2 separate regions of the Mus musculus genome follow, and region 1 is linked to region 2. A link is a loop called in an ENCODE intact Hi-C map of the cell type or tissue named here. Cell type or tissue: heart. All regions are shown on one strand.

Evidence for each region. Hi-C counts contacts between places; a loop is a spot of excess contacts. Peaks named below come from ENCODE experiments on the same cell type or tissue, not always from the same donor. Only the 100,000 strongest peaks of a DNase experiment are listed, where the experiment ranks them.
Region 1: it touches region 2 in a loop (3-fold over the local background); 5 of 42 quality-filtered maps call a loop at or near these places.

The regions. Positions count from the first base shown.
Region 1 is chr1:56,972,821-56,980,820 of GRCm38, forward strand. 9130024F11Rik (RIKEN cDNA 9130024F11 gene) reads left to right here. Exons shown (of 2, transcript NR_024326.1): 2 at 1,438-2,376. It also overlaps a transcript of Satb2 not described here. Among named protein-coding and RNA genes, the nearest start is that of 9130024F11Rik, 5.4 kb to the left of the region's middle. In heart, a CTCF peak has its summit at 4,483; DNase peaks (open chromatin) are centred at 641 and 4,511; H3K4me3 peaks cover 3,651 bases; H3K27ac peaks cover 1,028 bases; H3K27me3 peaks cover 4,428 bases.
Region 2 is chr1:55,236,222-55,244,221 of GRCm38, forward strand. It overlaps Mars2 (methionine-tRNA synthetase 2 (mitochondrial)), which reads left to right and starts at 956. Exons shown (of 1, transcript NM_175439.3): 1 at 956-3,837. The coding sequence starts at 1,019. The coding sequence ends at 2,779. It also overlaps a transcript of Boll not described here. In heart, CTCF peaks have their summits at 988 and 3,255 (motif pointing right); DNase peaks (open chromatin) are centred at 940, 1,530 and 1,890; H3K4me3 peaks cover 2,864 bases; H3K27ac peaks cover 1,861 bases.

The DNA.
Region 1 (8,000 bases), 1.7 Mb after region 2:
GAGCGGCGCAGCCCGAGCTGCCCGGAGGCCAGAACACTGTGCCGGCCGGGGCGCTGAAGCTGCGCGCCCCTCGGGTTGCAGCACTGGGGCTCCCGAAGACCCTCAGCGGCTGAGGACCGAGTTCGGCGCGAGCAGAGCTGAGCCGTGGGGACCTAGCCTCTCCGCCCCGAGCGAGGCCGCGCCGATGAGTCCCTAGCTGGTCCTTCTAAGGCTTAGGAGCCACAAACTTTTGCGGACTCCCGCGGCCCTAGCCTTTCGGCTCGCGCAGCTTTACTTGTTTAAGGTGGCGCGGTGACTGCCCGCCAAAACCCCGCTGCCGGCCGCGCTTTTGTCTTGGCCATTCGGCATGGGCGCGGACCTCCTTAAAAAAAAAAAAAAAATAGCACGTGGGCAGGGGCCGCGGCCCCGGCGAGGTGCCTGCCGCGTCCGGCTTCTGTCAGCCCCTGGAACCTCAAAGGAGAAAATATGAACCAGTCCTCTCCGGCCTTCCGGCCAGAGATGCCCCTTGAGCCGGCGGCATCTCTTGTCCCTTCTGTGCACCGGGGCTTTCCCTCCAGTTCCCCAGGACCCCAAGGACTCGGCTTCCACCGGTTGCCTGAGCCACTAGTCCCCCTTAAGAAGTATTGACTGTACGGCGGCGCCAGAGGGCCAAACTAAATTCGGTTTCGGGAAACGCGCTCGAGGCAATTCTCTAAATCCTGGCCTTGAGCTGGGCCAGTGGAGATTGAATCTGAGAGTAGCGCTGGAGACTGGGCTGCTGTCCACTTGCTTGGTAGCCTACCCCCTTGACCCCACAACGCCCCAAGAGTCGCAAACCCACGGCCAGGGAAGCCTAAGGGCTTCTAAAAGAAAGAGGGTCCCCGAAACGAAACCTGTCCCTGGCCTAAATCTCGGTGCCCAGACCTCGGTGAGTCCCACTCAAAGGAGCCGCCCACCAACTTCACCAGAAGCCCCAGGCGGCAAGGGGAGCCCTGCCGAGCCGAGTCGAGCCTGGCAGGGTAGTAATCCTCCAGAGAGCCACCGCAGTTTTAGGAAGCCTTTTTCTTTTCCCTGTTTTTTTCTTCCCCCAAATTCCGTGCTCCCACGAACATGCCCAGCCAAAGGGGCTAAAGAAAATTCCAAGCCCGTGAAAGCAAAGTGGCTCAAGTAAAATCAGCCCTTGAAGGTAGCTGAAAGGTTGTTTTTTGGTTTTTGGTTTTTTTTTTTTTTTTTTAAAGCAATGAAAGAAAGAAACTGTAAGTTTGATTTACAAACTTTAAAAAAGAACAATGTTATAGCATATCGAAATGAAAAGGGGTGTTTCAAAAACTTAGCTATCGCTGTCAAACTAAGCCTGCTTTTTAAATTGGAAATGCATATATTTTATTTATATACTAACTGTATTAAACCCCCCCCTCCCACCCCGTTTTCTTTCTTACCTTGGTGTTGGAACTACAGAATCCACCTCCGGCCCAATGTCCACGAACTAAGAAGAATTGATGATATTAGGACTTGAGGACTTCTGGAAAAAAATGCAAATCGTTTAGTGGGGATCTTTTTTGTCTGATTCGTCACTATTATTATATCTGATGATGCGATGGTTGGAACGATTCTATCCTGTCATTAATTAGCTATTTTATAAAAATCACTGTCGGAAAATCGTCATTTGCGTTTTGCTAAGGATCTCTTCGCTAACCTCACTGGCGTGTGTCAACAGTATAATTATGAACTTCAGCTACAACTCTTATAAACAACACGGCAGTATTGTTTAATCGGTTAATATTTTATAAAGTGTACATATTTTATTATGCTTTGAGGGGAACTATTGATACTAAGTTATTTTTAAAAAGAGAAAGTCTATTTAAATAAAGCATACAATTAAGTTCAATTAAATGTGCACTGTGGCTAGATTCTACACCCTTTCAAATTCATTATTTCTTTTGTCTATTTTTGATAATGTAAAGAAAATCTACCATTTGGAACAAGTAATTCTAAATTATTTAAAATTACATTTTAAAAATTAAACAAATTACATTTAATATACATGACAATGTGTAATTTGATGTCATTACCAAAAGTGTACTTTGAATGTTGGCAGATTTATTTTTAGTAGAGCATTTTCAAATTTCTCTCGTTTCATAAAAGGAGAATTCTAGAAAGTTTTGCCATGCATACCCAGTGTGAATTTTTCCCTGTAGTTTTGACCCGGATAAAGGCCTTTTCTGTTTCAAGTGACATGTTTTTCCCAATCCAGTTTTGTTAACTTCATTTCAGCTAAAGCAAATATTTTCAAACACTTCTAATTGCTACAGTAATTTATATTTGAAATAACACTTTTAAAACATTTGTCATTTTCATTTTTAAAAACAGTGAATAAATATATTTGATGATGATTCAAAAAACTGTTTGGTTTCATTTTTGTATTTCCCACGACGGTTTATTTCCAAACAATTTTTGAAACAATCATACTTTTTTAAATGGTATAAGTACATTTGCCTTTTAAAATACTTTGATTCAAAACTCCTCCTCACCCCACACACACACCAGATTGAGAATGAGCTACCTCTGTGCTCAGAAAATAAAGTTGTGTGTATGTGCGTGTGGTGGTGGGGGGGGGGGGTTGTAGGTTGTTTCAGACCTCCGTTTTTTGAGGGAGATCTACTCAAACTTTTCTCGGATTCTCCTAGCCCTAAAATTCCCACCTTACCTTAGGTAGTCAAAGGCCGCCTGTCTTTCACAATCACACTGTTATTATTATTTTTAAGCAACAACAACAAAACACTGGGACTTTGCAGGCTGGGGTTAAGTGCCACAGTTTCCCTCGCTTGCTAGACTGCTTTTCTTTCTACCCAGGCCTTTGTCCTCTTAAGGCCTGTTTTGCACTTTTAATGACAATGGTGTTTGATTTCTCCTGTTGCCTCTGCGGTTTTGGCTGTGCGGGTCCTCTGCCCAAGTCGGCTTAGGTTGTGTGCTAGCCTTAGACCACCTAGGCCCGCCAGCCCTGGTAGGACGCCGCTTTGCGTCTTTTCGGCCACGATCTCTGAAGGCCCAGCATTTACCCCCAGCCTCTCTGGCTCTCAGAGGCACTTCCAAAAGTGCGCTGCCTCTTTTAGAGCGCTGAAAGTTTGTGCTGCTTCTCTCTCTCTCTCTCTCTCTCTCTCTCTCTCTCTCTCTCTCTCTCTCTCTCTCTCTCTCTCTCTCTCTCCACCCCAGGGCACTCATTTCAAACTTCATGGAAACCGCCACCTTAAAAGCCTTCGAAGGGACGGTTTCTAGGAATCAAGACGGGCCAAATGCTTCTCCTGGAGCTGGCCCCTCTAGGGGCGGGAAGTGGGGAACGAGAGGGACTTATTTCTTACTAAGGGTGCCTATGCCAATTTTGGTCTCGGACTGTCCCGTGGAAAGTTAGGCGACTAACACTTTAAAAGACCTCATACTGCCTCTGCATTTAGATTGCAAATCCAGCGAGTCAAGTGGGCAAGGAGCTGGAGGCCAGGAGACTGGGGAACCCGGACGGGCCTTGGGGCAGCTCCTCTAGAATGAGTTTAAGCCAACTTTCTCAGACTGCTCTGGGGACTGACCAGAGCGCAGCAGCAGGCTGCTTCGTTATTACCCAGCTTCCTCGTTGGCATCACAACCCGCACCAGGCAAAGATAATACGACTCGCAGTTAGTTGCCCTGGCCGCTCTAGGGTCCTGGGGGGGGGGGCGGTAGGACAGCCTAGGACATGGTGGGATTCTCCTAGAATCTGGAGAGGAACGTGCCTGTGAGGCCTGGTCAGAGATGAGACTGGTAGGGTGGTGGGCAACTAGTTCACGAGAGCTACCAAGGTGTCTGGGAGCTGGAGTTCAGGACAACACACCGAGGCCAAAGCCCAAGGGGTGGGGGGAGTGCCAAGCGTTACTCCATCAATTGTGCCAGGGAAGACCTGTAACCTGTAGCTTTCTGTCAGAGAGCCTAGGCGACAGAGATGGGCGTCTGGTGTGGCTCTGCTTTCTAGAGAGAGAGTAGTGAGGAGACAGGTTTCAGAGCTGGGAGAGTCCTTGGGCTCATTTGGTTGTCAGATTCCTGGTCACCATGTGGGAAATCCGGGAAAGGCAGGGGACTTCGCTGGCGACGCATGGCATAAATATACCCAACGCCGGGGCTCCTGGGATCGACGGATTTTTTTTTTCAATGCCTTAATGGGTAATTTCCTTCCGTAGCAACGAGAAAATGACTGCCTAGTTATTGTAGTCTATGCGTAGAAATCTACAGCAAATGATGGAAATTAACAAGGCAGGAGGGAGAAAAGGCCAAAGGAACCGCCGCGGCCTTTCGTCCCGATCTTGGGGCTGCGCTGTTTTTCTCCGGGAAACACCTAGCGAGGCCGAGAAATTCAGGCCTAAAGCGAAGATCTAGAGGCCAAGAATAGTGACCAAGGTCCCTCCACCTCCAAGACCAGGTCACTGCCAGGGGTCCCCGCCCAGAGTCGAGGCGATGCCTCCCTACAGCGCCACCGCGTGGGCTGCGGCTGAAACCGGCTGCGCTGGCTGGAGCGAACCCTTCCGCAGCGCCGGAATCCTCAGGTTAAAGAGGAGTGGAGCGGGTGCGGTGCCCAGTCCAGGACACCATCAGACTACTCAACACCAAACTGTGACCGCGTATGCAAAACATCCTTGCCTGCAGTTGCGCCCAGACGCTTGTGTTGAAAACTACACCTAAAAAGAGCAAGACATGACATTCCACCAGCATCCCAAACTTCTTGGCAGGCCGATCCACACCACCCTAGCCCGGGCAGGGGAGTTCAGGCCGTCGGATGCCAGGCAGCCCTAACCGGAGCAGTCGCCGGAGCTCACTGCGACTTCGCTGCTAGGCTAGAACTTCACAGAGTTGTTCAAGCCAGGACGCAAAGTCTAGGCACTTACTGGAACCACAGAGAAGGCGCGTAGTCAGTGTATCCTGCGGACCAAATTGCCCAGGGACTGCTTAGAATACTTCCTTGGATGGCGCTTTCACTTTTTTCAGGGTCACAGGAAGCCCACCAGGCACTCGCTTAGTCCAGTTAGGCTTGTAGTCTGAACTAAAGTCCGGGTGACAGAGACTCTGCATCCCGGGACTCTGTCCTCTTCATGCACGGTGGGTGCCTTCCCTCCGCGTCCTGAGGACAAGCCCAGCAGAGCTTGGCGTCTCCTGGCGCCGGTCTGGAGTCGCATTAAGACGTGGCTTAGAATGCTTTGCTAGGAAGGGTGGTGGTGTTGTTTAATAAATTAAATTCTCTACCCACCTCTACCCATCCCCTCACTCGCACACAGTGGAACTGCCAGCAATTGAAGGGAATAAATAGCCTACTCAGAAAGGTGTGAATTCACCTAATGCCCACCCTAATTATAACAGGAGCATGCCCTGGACACCCGAACGTGCAAGTTCCTCTCCGGGCCAGATCTGGGTCTTTGGAACCAGTGACCAGTGCCACCCAAAATATATCTCTGCAGTCGGGAGGGTTGAATTGCGGCTCTCCGCGACAACTTGGCCTGCTCTCCAACAGCCTCAGCAGCAGCAGAGGTCTGTTCATTTCTGATACCTGGTACCCGTGACAATCTTACCCTGCCAAGCCTCACAGTCCCGGCCAAGTGGCTCACCTCAGCTCTCTGCGCTTGCCTTCGCCCCTCTTGCTCAGTCCCTAGTGAGAAGTGGTGGGTCAACGAGGCGCCGATGCTGGCCGCTCACCTCCAAGAGCCAAGGAAGGTGCCCTAGGCGTCGCAGGTCCAGCCCCGGGGCTGATTTAAATAACTAATAAGCTCAGAGAAATTTTACGAGGGGAACTTTTCCTTTTAGTATCAATAAAGCTTAGTAATTGGGTTTGTTGGTTACCTATGCTTCTCTCTCTCTCTCTCTCTCTCTCTCTCTCTCTCTCTCTCTCTCTCTCTCTCTCTCTCTCTCTCTCTCCTTCCCTCCCTCCCCTCTCTCCCGCTCTCCCTCTCTCCCTCTCTCCCACTCTTCTCCATGTTTTCAAAAACGGAGTGGCTACGTGGTGTGCATTTGTGTAGTGTGAGTGTGAATGTAAGGAAGGTGTTTGTTTTGTTCGTTTTCAAAGCACTTAGCATACAGAACAATCATGATTTGCGCTCAGGAGTGGAGAGTTTTGAGAGGTGAACAGTGGTTATTTCGGAAGAGAAAAAAAAAAAGCACAAGAAAAATAGAAGAGGAAACACTTTACCATTTTTGTGTCACAGTTTAAGAAAACGGCAATGTTTCCTTAATATTGCCTTTTAACTAATTTTCACTGTGTTCAGAATCGTAGATTTTAGTGATAATTTGGTTTTAATAAAAGTCTACTCCATAATACAATTTAAAATTTTATTTCTACTTCTATTTCGAGCATTTTTTTTGCAACAGTAGATATTTTCCTGTCCATGTATTAAGGTTTAATTTTTAGGATAGAGAAGATTGTTCCGTGTACAAGAATTGCTTATAGTCAATTAATTAGTGTCTTTACAGTAGTTTCAATCCATACAAAAATCTTGGAAAGTAAAAACAACTGGAGTGGTTTTCACTAAGCAAGTGGGCTTCTTGTTTGCTTTGTTTTTCTTCTTTTACACATGGAACTTAAAGACTGGACTTAAAAACAACTTGAAAATGTGTTATACTGAAATTTACCTGAAGTTAAAATCTGTTTCAAAGGCAGCACAGCTAGTATATACAGGTGTCATTTAAACGAAATGAAGAACATTTTTGCCTCAGTATTATTAATAGGAGCGGATACTAAGTGGTCAGAGAAAAAGAAATGAGATTGAGTTTTCCAGGGGGCAAAGTGTTGGCTTCTGAAGTTACCAGAAGCATACCCAAACCTGTGTGTGCATATCTCCCACGTTTTCACTATCCTGCGGAAACTTTTCCTTTTCACTGTTTGCTAGGAAATTGACAGGTTTTCCTTGTTCCTGTGGTTTTAGACCGGGAGACCTGAAGCCGGCTGAGGGTTGCCTCTGCCCAGTAATGTCCAGAGTTCAGAGATTAGAACTACCCCTCTTCACTTTCCAAGAGGAAAGAGGTATCTAGCTGACCTACTGGGCTCAGCCTCCTTCTCCAGAGGCCAGCAACATGGGGGAGGTGGCGGGAGGGGGGGGCTGACCCTTCACACTCTTTGAAGATTGCCCCAGCCACACTGATACTCAGGTACACTCAACAACACTAGCACATCTTGAAAAGATCTTGTGTACCTGTATCTCTTCTTCCTACCTTCAAAGAGGGTTACTGGCAAACAACTTTCCTTTCCATTGGCTCTCCATCAGGTTCCTGAAAACACTCATCACCTTCTTCTCCAGCAACCAGGACAGTGCAGTGCCTGTGTCCAAGGATCTCAGTGTGAGTCATCTTTGTTCTCTCTGCATTGGCCGGCCATTGTCAAGGAATGGAGTATTCTCCTGCTGGTGTGTGATTTTGAGGAAGTGCCAGGCAAAGTTGGAAGGACTAAGAAGAAAAGTACAGGGCCTAATGAGGGCAACCTGGAGCCTTAGTGCTAGGCACCTCTGTCTCCTCAACCTGCCCTCTAGGCTGTCCACTACTGGTCCCCTACTCTGCACTTGGGTCCCAGCAGTACTGCACTGAGAACCTGGCTGTCCTTCATAACTCCCTGTTATCCCGAGTTTTGGTTTCGGTTCATCTGTTTTCTGAGGATGCAGAAAATCCACTTTTATTCTTTTTTCTGGTTTTGCCTGCTTTGCGCTTTTTTTTTTTTTTTTTTTTTTTTTTTTTTTTAAGAGCATCGCTCTAGCCTGGTTTCGGCCAGACCCTCTGCCATTTCCCCAAGTTTTCTGTGCAAGAAGTGATGTGTCTGTTTATAGCAGGTTTAATTAAGACAGTTATGTGCCGTGAACTCTTTAGGCGCCAATCAATGCACTTTGATTTGGAAAGTCAAATAGAATCACGTCTTACAGTTGCAGCGCGGCTGGCCGCCCAGGCTCTTGAAAATACTGGCTGTCGTCCTACATCCCCTTCAGGGGACTTGCTCCAATTCCCGGCAGGACAAGCTGCTCTTTGAG
Region 2 (8,000 bases):
AGTAAAGCTTAGATTGCTGGTCTGAGATCCCAGTTTCTGCCTCAGCAGGTAGGGAATGGGCCTCAGATGTCTAAGTTCCTGGTGTGTCTCATGCTGCTTTGGGGACCATTCTTTGAGAATCACTAACAGTACTTAGGTTGGGTGAGGGTTTATAGGTGTTCCAATCTCATTTTAGTATGTGCATATATACACTGTTTAAATTAAATGGGGGTGGGGAGGCCAGTTGTGGATGAGAAAATATGCAGTGAGCCAAGGATTAATAATAAAAATTTGGGATTTTAAAATTCTCTCCTGCTAAAAATTAGGATTTCATTCTCAAAGCTCAGTCTTGGAAGAATTTCAAGACTATTAGAGGAGAAAATTGTGACTTGTTTTGTACAATAAAGCTGAAAGTTAATGTTTCCTTATCTGCACACCTGTGACTCCGCACTCCAGTCCCTGGATGAGTTCTCAAATCAATCCTTAAGGCTCAGCAACATGTTCAGACACGTCATTTCCTTTTCTGCCAGTGCTTATCGTTCCTTAAAGCGCTTTGTGAAATTATTTTCCTTTCTTTCAGATTTATTTAGATTCTGAGACAAACCTTAAATGGTTTTTCTATGTTGACTAGAGGATACCAAGAGGCCGGATTTGTGCCCTGCTTTGACAGTTAATGAGTTTGGAAAATACCTCAATATAAAAATCTTGCCAACAAGTTCAGTCCAGAACCGATCAGTTCAGTTCAGATCCAGAACAGATCTCAAAGAGTAAAACTGCACAACACCCGGGATACGCTCTTCTTTCCCCAACTGCCCTGACACGGAACCCACTAGCCGACTACTCAAAAACTCCCGCCGGCCACCCGCCCCTGCGCGCTGCAGGAAACCGGTGGAGGCGGGGGAGTTGCGGGCGGGGCCGCAGGAGTCAACGCTTGCCGTTCATTGGCTTCCGCGCCGGAAGCGGCGGTACCGTCCAGCTGCGCACGCGCCCTTTCCCGTGCTCGGGAACACCGCCTCCAGTGCTGGGGCCGGCTGTCACCATGCTGCGGCAGTGTGCTCGCTGGGTGTTGACGCGCACCCGGTTCGGCCGCGGCTGTCGCCGCTACGGTTCGTGCTCGCCGAGCGCTAGTGGCGACGCCGGGGAAGCGCGGGCCTACTTCACCACACCTATCTTCTACGTGAACGCCGCGCCGCACATCGGGCACCTGTACTCGGCGCTACTGGCCGACGCCCTGTGCCGCCACCGTCGTCTCCGAGTTCCCGGCTCTGCGTCCACGCGGTTTTCCACCGGCACGGATGAGCACGGCCTGAAGATCCAGCAGGCGGCAGCCACCGCCGGCTTGGCCCCGATCGAGCTGTGCGATCGAGTGTCTGCCCAGTTTTTGCAGCTTTTCCGGGAGGCTGACATCTCTTCCACGGACTTCATCCGCACCACGGAGGCTCGGCACCGAGTAGCGGTGCAGCATTTCTGGGGTGTGCTGGAGGCCCGGGGTCTGCTTTACAAAGGGATCTATGAAGGGTGGTATTGTGCCTCGGATGAGTGCTTCTTGCCGGAGGCCAAGGTTACTCGGCAGGTGGGTCCGTCCGGGGATCCCTGTCCCGTGTCTCTCGAGAGCGGACATCCTGTCTCCTGGACGAAGGAAGAAAATTACATTTTCAAGCTTTCTCAGTTTCGAGAACCACTCCAGCGGTGGCTTGGAAACAATCCTCAGGCAATCACACCGGAACCGTTCCACCAGGCAGTTCTTCAGTGGCTGGAGGAGGAGCTGCCCGACTTGTCCGTTTCTCGAAGGAGTAGCCATCTGCACTGGGGCATACCAGTTCCCGGGGACGACTCGCAGACCATCTACGTGTGGCTGGATGCCCTGGTCAACTACCTCACTGTAGTTGGCTACCCAGATGCAGATTTCAAGTCTTGGTGGCCAGCCACCTCTCATATCATAGGTAAGGACATTCTCAAATTTCATGCTATTTATTGGCCTGCCCTTCTCCTAGGGGCAGGATTGAGGCCACCACATCGCATCTATGTCCACTCGCACTGGACGGTGAGTGGCCAAAAAATGTCCAAAAGCTTGGGCAACGTGGTGGATCCCAGGACTTGCCTTGATCGCTATACTGTGGATGGCTTTCGCTACTTTCTCCTTCGGCAGGGCGTTCCCAATTGGGACTGCGATTACTATGATGAAAAGGTGGTTAAATTGCTGGACTCCGAGCTGGCAGATGCCTTAGGAGGGCTTTTAAACCGGTGCACTGCCTACAGAATAAATCCTTCTGGAACCTACCCATCTTTCTGTGCTGCCTGTTTCCCCAGTGAGCCAGGGTTAACGGGGCCGTCAGTTCGTGTGCAGGCAGAAGACTATGCGCTTGTAACTGCAGTGGCCACTTTACCCAAACTGGTAGCGGGCTATTATAATGACTTTCAGATCTATAAGGCTCTGGAGGCGGTATCCAGCTGTGTTCGGCAAACTAATGGTTTCGTCCAAAGGCACGCACCATGGAAATTGAACTGGGAGAGCCCTGAGGATGCTCCCTGGCTGGGTACCGTGCTTCACGTAGCCTTGGAGTGCTTGCGAGTGTTTGGAACTTTGCTTCAGCCTGTTACTCCAAACTTAGCAGATAAACTGCTGTCAAGACTGGGAGTCTCTACCACAGAGAGAGGCCTTGGAGAGCTCTACTTCCTACCTCGATTCTATGGACACCCATGCCCCTTTGAGGGGAGAAAGTTGGGACCTGACACTGGGCTTTTGTTTCCTAGACTGGACCAATCTAGGACTCGGCTAGTGAAAGCCCACAGGACCTAGGAACTCAGCTCTTACTGACTGGTAGTAAAAGATCAAATGTATTCTTTTTGCGTTTTTAAGTAAAGTCATGCTTAAAGAGTATGTATCAAATGAGCACATAAACTATGTCCTTATGAACAGAACGATTCAGGTCTCTCTAACCCAGTCCTTTTCATTTCTCAGTGCCATTAATCACTGTTCTTGCTCACCAATGTCTCCAAGAGAAGGATGGAAGATGCTGACACTTCCTTCTCATTGCACCTTCTCCCAACCCAGGGTCAGGGCTTCTGCTCCCCAGGCTAATTTAACACAGCCCCTTCTTCAACTAAATCTAGGGTTGGAAGTCCCTGCTCTGTTTTTACATGTCAGCCCTACTTTGTTAAACAGAGTCTCCTGTTAAAGAGGTTTTTTTTTTTTTGAACTTTAGGAACTAGTGTCCTAGACTTTTACCCATGTCAACCCAGCAGTTGTGCTTTGTAATACTACACTCCATCCAGTAGATGGCTCTGCTCGCACACATTGAGCTCCTTGAGAGTGTCCTTTCAGAAGACAGAATTATTTTCAGCTGTTTAATTCACAGAATTTTAGAATTGTACTGTTCTTAAAGGATAACTTTGGAAACACTGATATTTTTACAACAGAAGGACACTAGAATTCTAATTTTAAAACTATTAAAGTGACATGTACAATAGGATATAAGTAAATATGACAGGTTTATATTAAAAAACTAAAAAGCTCTTGAGGTACACTGTACTACAGATAATAGTAACAGTTACATGTTCATCTATAAAGCCCTCAAAAGGGTTGTATTCTTTATATTATTTCTTATCCACATACATAATTTACCTCATGATTATTTTTGGTCAACCAGGATACATAATATAGGAAAGATATAATATTGTAATTAGTGAATTTATGTCAAAATAGTTTTTGTTGATTACTCTCTTTGAGACAAGCTTTCACTATGTAATTTGTTATCATCAGTCTCTTGCTTCCACTTTTCAGGTGTTGGGATTACAGGGTATGCCACCATGCCTGCCTTTTAACTTATTAAAGTGTGGTTCTAAGTACCTTCTTTACAGCTGTTTGGTTACACTCATTGACAGTAATGTTGCAGGGAGAAAATGATCAGTGTTCAGAACTGTCTGGGATTCAGGGCTCTCTCCAAGGCTCCAGAGAAGATGTTACAGTAACAATTAGTGCAGTGATTAGATAGTCAGCCTTATGTTTCAAATTAACGGGACAGCTAGGCCACAGTTTAAAATGAGCTTGCTTTGGAACATACATTTTAAGTATGGTATTAAGGAAAAAGAGCTCACTATGGAGTAAATAATTGTGCTGGAAGTTTCTCCAGGCTTACTCTAAAGTGCCACTTTTCATCTCTAGTTTCTACTAATTATCAAAGTGACAGATTGTAGGTTGCTAGGGAGCACAGCATGGTAAGGTGAAGGACCATTTCCACAAGCTTTCCTTTGGACTCCTTATATCATTTTGTGCCTTAGATCATCCCAGGTCTCAATATGGCATTCTCTACTTACCTGCTGAGACTAGTAGGATAAACTACTGAGGTATAGGGCAGTCTCGGGACTGTGTAGTGATGCAAGGTGGTGTTTCTCAGAAAGTTAGACATCTGGAAAAGTAGTGAGATTCTAACCTCTCCTTTGGTGAGCTCTTACTGCAGTGTTTTAGTTTGCCATGGACCTAGTGTCTTCCATAGGCGAGCCTCATGTCCCTGTGGAGATTTGCTTGCTGTTTGAGTTTTTGCAGCTTGTTATCTGTGAAGGCATTTAACTAGCTGCTATTAGACATGAGATGGGAGTCCAGAAAAGAGATCACTTAATTCTAGTAGCCAGGGCATTCAGAGTGGAGGAGTGTGGTAAATTGGATCCTCTTTCTGTGGTGATAAGGTCAGACAGATTTCTGTAATAGGCAAGAAGGTCAGACAAATAGTCTTTTGGCATTTGTGTTTGGTTTGACATAGCAGTTCAGAATTGCCAAGCAGAGAGTTACATTTACCTGGAGGGATTGCGCTTCCAAGGTAAGGGATGGTGTGTGTGTGTGTGTGTGTGTGTGTGTGTGTGTGCTTAATGTGGAGGTTTGTAAGATTCCCTATTCCAGAGATGTTAGTACTTTATGTGGCATCTTTTAGAACCTTTTGTCTCCCCCACCCCTATACCTTTGTGATTCTTTTGGAGGTAGTATTACAGGAAGTGACAGCACAGCACAGGGTTTTTAAGGGCTTCACATTAGGAAGCTATGAGACTAGGATGGACCAAGAGCTTAGTGGTGGAGCACTTACCGAGCATGGAGGGACCTGGGTTCAGTCCTCAGTACTGCCAAACAAATAACAGGTCTCACCTCTTCCGATTCCTGTCCTCTGACTACAGTCATGTAAGAAGCAGTAGTAACGCTCATGTTAAATAGTATTACTGTGTATGTACTGAGAGGTATATTCTACATAAAACTGATTAGGCACTTTACAAATTGGAAAAACCTGGGACTGTAAAAGCAGCAAGTAGGCAGACTCTGCACTTAAAACCTCAGTCATTTTATAACGTTTTATAAATAGGTACTTTTCTTGAAATCCTATGAGCTTTAATAAGTGCAAACAGGCTAATAGACTATGAAGCTGATGCCAGAGTGTCAAGTCTATTGGCTGGAAGTTGGGCCCTAGAGCACAAGCTTGTTTGATGGGTTTTGTTTTGGTGAAGGTTTTAACTGTAATTTCAATAGAGTTCTTTAGCCTTAGAAGTTCTGATATTGGCCTGGCTATTAGTTGATCATCTTGTAGGCCTCACAAAAGGATGACTCATGAAGCAGAAGTAGTGAGATGATGAAGATTATTATAGTAGGGATGGCTTCCTGGAGCTGGCTGCTCTGCCTCTCTCTATCTACCCAGTATAGAGTGGCAATGTACCGCATTGGTGTTAGCTTGAGTTATGGAGGAAGGCTCTTAGATAAGATGTGGCTAGTGAACACTGATGCTTTATGACAATTTATAATTGCCTTCTCATGGCAATTTCCCATCGTCTGTGGTTCAGCTTCATCTGCAGTTTCATCGTTTGACATTTCTTGTGGTAGCTCTGGGTGTTATAAACTTTGGTGAGTTCTTACCTTGTCTTTTACCCAAGTATTTGGAGACAGAACATGTTTTTGCAGCAAAGTTTTACCAGTTTGTGGGTAGGGAAGGAACTAAAGTCAGATTAGGGTACCCAAGAGCAGAAATTGTAGAAGAAAGTCTTCAATTCTCCCCTAAAACTTTGAGTATGCACAGCTGATCCTGTCCTCTCTGCTGGAGCTTTGGATGGGACTGGGGAACTTAAAATTTTGTTTTAAAGTTTAAATATTTTTGTGTGTGTTTGTGTGTGTATAAGAATGAGAGCGAGAGCTAGAGTTGGGTGGGGAGTGGAGGAATGGATGGGTGTGTTTGTATTCATGGGTGCAGACGTGTGTAGGTCAGAAGGTGGATAGGGTGAGGTATGTGTCCTTACCTTTGTACCTCGTTTGAGTCAAAGTCTCTTGACTACTGAGTAAGCCAGGTTAGCCGGCCTTCACATATTCTGGAGACTCTCCTGTTTCCAGCCACTGCTTCCTTCAGAGCCTGCTGGCATTCATTTTGTACCACTTTCATCTAGGATCTGGGGATCAGAACTTGGGCTGTCAAGCTCGAAGGTTAAGCACGGGTAACTAAGTATGCACTTATCGAGTCATCTCCTTAGCCCCAGGAGTGGTGAGCTCCGACCAAGGAACATAGTGATTTGGTTAATATTTAAGAGCTAGAACAGTGACAATCACATAAGGTTGACTACTCACATTTTAAACTTCTATATTGTGTGTGGGTCTTATTTCTGAAGACAGCAGCAAAGCCCCAGCTTAAACTGCTGATAACTATTTAAACAGAAGGGAAGAGATTAACCAATGTAAAGTGAAATTTGTTTCTTTTTTTATAACTTCTTTGTAGTCTTGGGCTACCCAAAATTATGCCTTTGAAGTCAAGGAACAATCTTACAGGAAAGAGCTGTAAGCACTGTTTAGGATCGTGTTATAAGTTTCATGATGAAGGACAGGACTACACTGTGGGTTTGATATCTGGGAACCCTTTGCTGCTTCTGTGTACAAGTTGCTATTGGGAGGCTTAGCCACCTGGATTGTCGTCAAACTTAACAGGCAATAGGATACACATTTCATCTCTAGTAAACTGTACAGTTTACAGCAGATATTATGGATTTAAATATCTAGGATGTTGTAAGATGTGAGGATATTTCAGGAAAGTTTGCCAACTGCAAGTAGAAAATTGAAGCTCCAAATGAGTTCTGCCCTGAGTTATTAAGGATGTTTAGTTCTGCAGAGGCATGAAAGTGGGTAACTGGGGGAAGCACTAGGAAGCCTGTAACTAGAAGGTGCCACCTTGTCAGTACAATGTGGGGAAATGTAACAGCCGTCTCACATGAGTAGATCGCAGTCTTTGTTAGTTGAGAATCACGGAGATACTGAACACGAGCATGACTTTCAAAGACTTGATTATGGTCAAGTTACCGATTGGAATAGCATGATTTTAATTCATTAATTTAGTTGAAACAACAAATTTCTTATTTTAATTTTTTTAAATTAGGTCCCTTCCTCGATATCCTCAATGGTCTCACTTTGTAGTCTTGGCTGTCTTGGTATTCGTTATTTAGATCAGCCTGGCCTTGAACTCACAGAAGTTCACCGGTTTGTCTCCCGAGGGCTGGAATTAAAGGCATGTACCAATACTGATGGAATAATAAGCCCAATCAAATACTTTCTTTCATAAGTTGCCTCGGTCATGGTGTCTTATTAGAGCAATAGAAAAGTAAAATAACATATAAAAATAAAATAAGAATAAAACTTGTGGTTTGAGTTGCTGACTTCAGTTTGATTTTTAAAAAAGTTAAATGAACTGCAGTTTGGGATTAGATTAGAATTTCCAATTTCTGAAACAATCCTAAACATTCTTCTGCCATTTTGTATGATGTATTTATATGAAGCGGCATTCTCCGCACTGGTGATTATAAAATAAAAATTGATTTTGTAATCTGAAACATGTTGAAGATGTTTTAAATCTTCAAGTGTTTGCATTTAGCCAAGATTTAACTCGTACAGGTGTAGAGTATTTTTACTGTCGGTATGTGTGCATCTGATCTATGTCTTGGCACATATGGAGATGTCAGAAGAAAGCTCTGTGAAGCCGCTTCTCTCCCTCCGCCTGTGCACGGTGCTG